2 separate regions of the Homo sapiens genome follow, and region 1 is linked to region 2. The links are chromatin contacts, found by Hi-C or POLR2A ChIA-PET in ENCODE. All regions are on one chromosome and are shown on one strand. The core of a region is the stretch at or near the end of the contact, and the rest is flanking DNA. Distances in the headings are between cores, read along the strand shown. Region 1 overlaps ATXN1 (ataxin 1). Region 2 holds the start of DTNBP1 (dystrobrevin binding protein 1).

Region 1 (3,424 bases), core at 86-2,585, 1.0 Mb after region 2:
TTTTTAATTGACAAATAATAATTGCATGTAGTTATGGGTTATAATGTGATGTTTTGATATAGCTACATATACTATAAAATGATTATATTAAGCTGATTAATATGTCCATCACCTCACATACTTATTTTTTATAATGAAGACATTTAAAAACGTATTCTTTTAGCAATCTTGACATTTATAATACCTTATTATGAGGGCTAAAAATGAATAATATTAATAATCCTGTACAATGGGTCTCAGAAACTTAGCCCTCTTGTCTAACTGAAACGTCTGTACCGTTTGATCAACCAAAGATGGCTTTTGTTGGCAATTCAATTTTTTTGACAAATTCCTCATTTTTGTCTTCATTTGGAGTTTTTATCCATTACAAGAGAGGAAGATGACACAAGCCAGAATAGAGGAAGATGAAACAAACCACTCAGGATTCTGAAGGGAACACTGGGTTGGGTTTTTTTTAATTTTAATTTTGATGTTTATTATTTGTCTTAGAGACGGGGTCTCACTATGTTGCCCAAGTTGGCCTTGAACTCCTCTGCTCAAGTGACCCTTTGGCTGGGACTGCATGAGCACACCACTGCATCAGGCTCATCCAGTTGAGGTTTTTTAAAATACTGTTTTTGCTCTGATTGGGTAGCCTCAAAGAGGAGGAAGAGAGTCATGATGAGCTTGATTCAGAATCTTCAGCTCTCCACTCTATCAGCAACCTGCCTTCCTTCAAGTCTACTTGGCCCAGTGCTGTTATTCCTCCTCCACTGGCAACTAGATGTGTGAGTGACATTGATTCCTATTACCAGAGGGATTAACTCCAAAGTTCTCTTGAAGGTTTTACAGTTCTTTTCCAGCAGTTCCTCATTCTTCAAAGGTAATTAACCTCTTGATGGGCTTACAGCAGAAGCAGTGTTAGAAGTCCCAACACATTGATGATATGTTATAAACCAGGGGAGAGGATAATTGGAAAATGTATTTCCAGCCTCATTGGAAAATATATTTCCATTTATTGAGAAAAAGTAACTCAAGTGTTTAGGAACATATGAATCACAGAATTGTAGATTGGCAGAGGCCTTAGAAAACCATGCTATTTCGACTTCTACTAATAATGAGAAAACGGAGGTGGAAAGAGGGAGAGTGACCTGCCGAGCCACAGTTACCCAACCAGCACCAATGTAGTCAGTGCTGCCTGGAGCGAGACCTGACCATACTGTGGGGCAGAATCTCCCCTCCAATCCCCTTCATAAAGCACGATGATGCTGTTCAAACACAACCTGTGCCTCCTGTCCTTAGAGCCCCAGATTTCATTTTAGGAGAGGATTACGAAATAATGACTAAGCTCTGAAAACTGAGAATGAGACAAAGGAAGAAAGGGAGATAAGAAGGAAGACAGTAAGAGAGTCAACAAGCAACTTATTGTAGTGTTTGCAATCACTACTTGTGCCTTTCATTACATTTAAATGCATGTCGAAATGACATGATGCAACCACCTTCATGCATTCTGCAGTGAAAAAGATGGTGCCAGGTTGGAATTTCATTGTAAGTGTCGCAGAAATATCCCTTTGGAATCAGGTCCCAAATCATTATTTGCTCCTTTTATCATTGTCATCATCGTGTATCATGGCAAAGCTCCCTGAGGGGAGGAGCTCTGTCTGTCTTGTTCACTATCATATTCCTTACACCTACGGCATCCATGGGACAAGCTAAGTAAAATTTACTGAAAGGCTGAATAAAAACTTCCACATGGAATGAAGAAGAAATATGCATAGTTTGAAAATGCATATGCAGTATTACAGTTTTCTGTAAAGGAAAATGAAAGAAGACCTGTTTAAAATTTAAAACCACATTAAAAGATTGAGAGTTTTTTGTATTTATAAAAAGCTGAGGTATGTTAAAAATGGAAAGCACCTATTAAGCTGTTACTGTCAGTTTCACCTGTTAAGTAGGTACTATTAGTTAAGCCAGCATAGTTCCTGAGTTGCAAAGCATATACAGGCTGAAGTACAATGTCAAGAAAACATGTTAAAGGGTGGTAAATAAATAGCCACTGAGAAGATACTCTGAACAGATAAATAAGAAAAAAGCAAATGTAGTTGAAATAAATGGAAGCTCTAGGCAGTGTGTGGACAGACAGAACAAAAGTGGTCACTGTTTATGCCTTGGCCTGAATGTCTGTGTGCCTCCAAAATTCACATGTCGAATCCTAACTCCCCACGTGATAGTATTAGGGAGTGGAGCCCTTGGGAGGTGCCCTCTTGAATGGAATTAGCACCTTTATCAAAGAACTCCCCCAGGAACTGCTTTGCCTCTTCCACCATGTGAGGATACACAGAGAAGGTGCCATCTGTGAGCCTTAGAACAAGCCTTAGAATAGGCCGGGTGTGGTGGCTCAAGCCTGTAATCCCAGCACTTTGGGAGGCCGAGGCGGGCAGATCACCTGACATCAGGAGTTCGAGACCAGCCTGGCCAATATGGTGAAACCTCATCTCTACTAAAAATACACCGGGCGTGGTGGCACGCACCTGTAGTCCCAGCTACTCAGGAGGCTGAGACAGTAGAATTGCTTGAACCTGGGAGGCGGAGGTTGCAGTGAGCCGAGATCATGCCACTGCACTCCAGCCTGGGCGACTGAGCGAGACTCTGCAAATATGTACTTTATATGATTAATCTATTTGTAACCATTGAAGTAAACATTTTTCTTTGTGCTTTTAAATTCAAACCTCTACCTTAGCAGCCATATCACAGTCACAAATTAACTATATGGCAAGTAATCTGTATGATTACTTTGGGTTCTCAGATGACTTGCTATGTATTTAATGAAGTAAAATTGTAAGTCAAGTCAGATATAGGTAGGTACAATAATATTAACAAATGTAATCAAAAGATTTGTCTATTTTAAAGACTCAAGAAAGACAATTATACCCAATTAACACACACATTCATATGAAGGGTACAAATACCTAATTTTTGGAAAACATTTCATATAATTTTGGCCATTGTAAATATATAAATAATAATAAGAAGAAGACCACTACCGCCACCACCAACAACAAAAACAATAGCAACCACTTTCTAAAACATGAAGGCTAAGGAATAAGCAGTGTGCTGGGCACTTTACCTGTATTCCATTGTGTTCTTACAGGTACATTCCATGTTCTATATTTTCACTTTAGAGATGTGGAAACTGAAGCTCAGGCTAAGTAATGGGCCCAAGATCTCAAATTGGCAGATCTGGGTTCAAAACCTTAGTCAGAACGAGCCCAGACCTCCCATACAGGCAGAGGTCTTTGCAGATGGGAAGATATGGATAGATAAGCTTTCTCCTCTACTTAAGCTCAGTGTATCTGTACACTGAGTAGCCATGTAGCATAATGGTGGAGTGCATGGGCTCTGGAGCCAAAGCTCTAAGTTCAGATTTCAGCTCCGCCACTCACTA
Region 2 (3,259 bases), core at 760-3,259:
CATCAGTGAATGACTCCGAGCGTCCATAACTTTCTAAACACCAAACTAACAAAAATGATTGACGCATGGTAAGTGCTCAAGCGTTTGACAGTTTGTTATTCAACGCCCAATGTGCAAATAGTATTAACATTTTTGTCCATTAAGATAAAATTTTGGCTAACATCTTTCTCATTAGAAATTTAAAACGAGGCTGGGCGCAGTGACTAATACCCATAATCCCACCACTTCAGGAAGCCTAGGAGGGAGGATCTCTTGTACCCAGGAGTTGGAGGCTGCAGCGAGCTATAATAGCGCCACTGCGCTCCAGCCTGGGCAACAGAGCGAGAACTTGTCACTTTAAAAAAAAGGGGGGGAGGGTGGGCCGGGAACGGTGGCACACGCCTGTAATCCCAGCACTTTGGGAGGCCAAGGCGGGAGGATCACAAGGTCAGGAGTTCGAGACCAGCCTGGCCAATATGGTGAAACCCGTCTCTACTAAAAAATACAAAAATAAGCCGGGCGCCTCTAGTCCCAGCTACTCAGGAGGTGGAGCCAGGAGAATCGCTTGAATCCGGGAGGCGGCGGTTGCAGTGAGCCGAGATCACGCCACTGCACTCCAGTCTGGGTGACAGAGCAAGACTCCATCTCAAAAAAAAGGGGGGTGGGGGGGAGAAATTTAAAACAGTATGAGTGGAAATGTTCTCACATTCAGTGCATCCTCCAACAGGATTTGTAAGCTAAAGTTGAAAGATCCTTTTCAAAGACAGATCTTTTTCACTTTAAAGGAATGAAAAAATTAAAATTAAGCACTAAGTAACAATACTGACATGATGCTTGCTTCGTGTTTTACACATTAATTCATTAATCCTTGTAATAACCTTTTAAGTACCATCATTATCCCCATTTTACGGTAGCGGAAACAGTACATTGAGGCAAGGCAGCTGAGTAACTACGTTTGATTTAGTGGTCGAGCCAGGATGCCTAGGCAATCTGGCGCCAGAGTCTCGGCCTGTGGTTCCCAGGCGTTGGTGCCCACTGGAATCCCCTGGGGATCTTTAAAACGCCGTCTCCAGGCACTCTGGTCAACAGGTAGGGGGTGAGACCTGGGCATCAGAACTCTGAAAGGTTCCCAGGTGATTCTAAGCAAAGTTTGGGAACCGCTGGGTATTAAAAGCATTCCTAAAGTTCTGTCGCTTCTCCTGCTTAGGAGTTCCTTCGCCGAGGCGCTGAGCTCACGGCAAAGGTAGAGAAAGGACGCAACGGGGAGGGGCGGCCAGCCTTGCCAAGGGTTAGGCCGGCGAGCCGGGCGTGAAAGCCGAGACGCGGCGCGGAAGGCTGTGGCCGGAGGGTGCAGGCTGCTGCGCGGTGCGATCCGACTCGGGGAGGGTGGCTGGCCCAGCTCCAGGTGCGCACGAGCAGGTGTCTGCTGGGCCGAGGGGCGCAGGCCACTGTGCCGCGGGGGCGGAAGCGGTGAGGCGCGCTGGCTTCTCACATGACTTCCCTCCAGGGCCCAGCTGATGCTGCCGGGAAAGGACCGCAGGGTCCCACACCCCCCCCGGGCGCTCCGCTGCGCCGCCGAGCGCCTCCCGGTCCTGGGGGGTGCGCGTCACAGGCGGCCCGCAGGGACCTAAGTTACTTTGCGCCGCCCGACGCGAGGACGCCGGGAAGTTCGTTACTTTCCTCGGCGGGGCGGGGCGGGGAGGTGCGGGACAGGACGGACCCTGGACCGTGGCGCGGGGAAGGGAGCGAGGCAGGGGCATCCCAGGCGGCGGCCCGGCCCCCTCAGGTCCCTTTTCGTCGCCCACCGTATACCCACCCGGAGGTGAAATCCTGCTGCACGCTCAGCAGCCGCTCGCGAAGGGTCTCCAGCATTGCCGCCGCCGCCGGTCTCCTCTCCTCAGGCCTCGGGCTGCTGCTGCCTCTGTCGCCCCCTGGGTCCCACGCCGCCAACCCCGCGCTGTCACCGCGCGCCCCGCACTCCCACTACCGGCCCCGCCCCCGGTCTGGTCCTCGCCGCCGCGCCGCAACCCCAGCCCCTTCCGCGTTCCCGCCCCGCGCGCGCCAGGCTCGCGCAGCCGCAGTGGACTGCGCCGGGCTCGGGCTGCGGAAAAGGGGCGGGTCTTCCCCCGACCGAGAGGGCCAGTAGCTCCTCGGCTCATTCCTATCCCGCACCAGGCCTTCTCGTTTTTTTTTTTTTTTCTTTAAAATGGAAGCGGCATCGTGAAAGGATGATTTAACTCGAAGCCTCCTTTGAGGGAAGTGTTGGCTTTTACGTTTTGGAAGAGAATTGGATCTCTCTCTTCAATAGGCGATGTGCACAAATCATTGCATGGATTCTAGGTCCAGGATCTGACCCCACTGGCTTTCACCTTGAATGAGACAGTCAAATATTGAGCCTCGGTTTCTTCATTCATAAAATGGCAATAATAGTCGACTGTCTCGACATTCTTACTTTCCACTCTCTCTTTACCCCCCCAGGCTTTTGTGCCCTACACACCAAAGGTGATCGCCTTTCGCGAGTCACCAGTGACTTCCATGTTGCTGATGCCTTTTATTACTTCTCTGCCCTGATTTTTTCTCCACCTCTCAGTGGCTTTCAATGCAGTTTATCATCCCCATCCTTAAAACACTTTCTTCTCTTGCTAAGCACTCCATAGTTCCTCTCTCCCTTCCGCTCCACCCCTTCTCCTATTTTAATAGCCACTCCCAAGGCTACAGTCCAGCCTCCCCAGCTCTTCTCTCTTCTCCAGATGTGTTGTTCCATAGATGGATAGCATAGAGTCTATCCATTACCACGCTGTAAATTCTGTCAAGGAACCGATGACTCCCACAGCTCTATCTTCTGCCCTGTCCTTCCTCCCTCTCCGTCAATTCATACCAGTTGCTTACTCATGTAAGCATGTATACAACATGTATCCAAAAGGCATCTCAGACCAACATACACAAAATTGAAAATTTCATTCATTGCATGTTCACCTTTAATCTGCTCATCCTGTATTTTCCGTTTCAGTAAATGACACCACCATCCACCAATTTGCTCAAGGTAAGACACTTGAAATCACCTCTGGTTCCCCTCTTTTCCTCATTCCCCATATTAACCCATCAAATCCAATCAACTCTACTCCTGAAGTATTTCTGGAACCTCCTTCTCTTTCTATATCTTCACTATATTTATCCTGGTCGAAGGCACCATCCTCTTTCAATGGGAACACAGACAGTTCTTCCAGATTCTACTCTTTTGCCATACACACCCCTATAATCCATCCTTGACACAGCAGCC

The links. A loop is a pair of places that touch in the nucleus more often than their neighbours do. ChIA-PET counts read pairs that join two places held with the same protein, here RNA polymerase II (POLR2A). Pooled maps may share reads with other maps.
Region 1: a loop to region 2 is called in a pooled map, with 2.0 times the contacts of the local background. The contact joins the enhancer-like site here to the promoter of DTNBP1 in region 2. A Hi-C loop is called at or near these places in 1 of 168 maps with a recorded cell type or tissue (ascending aorta) and 1 of 50 pooled maps. POLR2A ChIA-PET finds 5 or more read pairs at or near these places in 1 of 52 experiments (PC-9).

What each region holds. Positions count from the first base shown.
Region 1 is chr6:16,689,621-16,693,044 of GRCh38, forward strand. The region is part of intron 2 of ATXN1 (ataxin 1); the gene reads right to left. Among named protein-coding and RNA genes, the nearest start is that of ATXN1-AS1, 70 kb to the right of the region's middle. Within about 2 kb of position 1,336, at least 4 of the 41 ENCODE cell types and tissues checked have a DNase peak (open chromatin) inside an H3K27ac peak, as active enhancers do; they include PC-9, where a contact is called at or near this core.
Region 2 is chr6:15,661,019-15,664,277 of GRCh38, forward strand. DTNBP1 (dystrobrevin binding protein 1) reads right to left here and starts at 2,010. Exons shown (of 10, transcript NM_032122.5): 1 at 1,796-2,010. The coding sequence starts at 1,851. RefSeq lists an enhancer at 1,217-1,266 and a silencer at 1,497-2,006.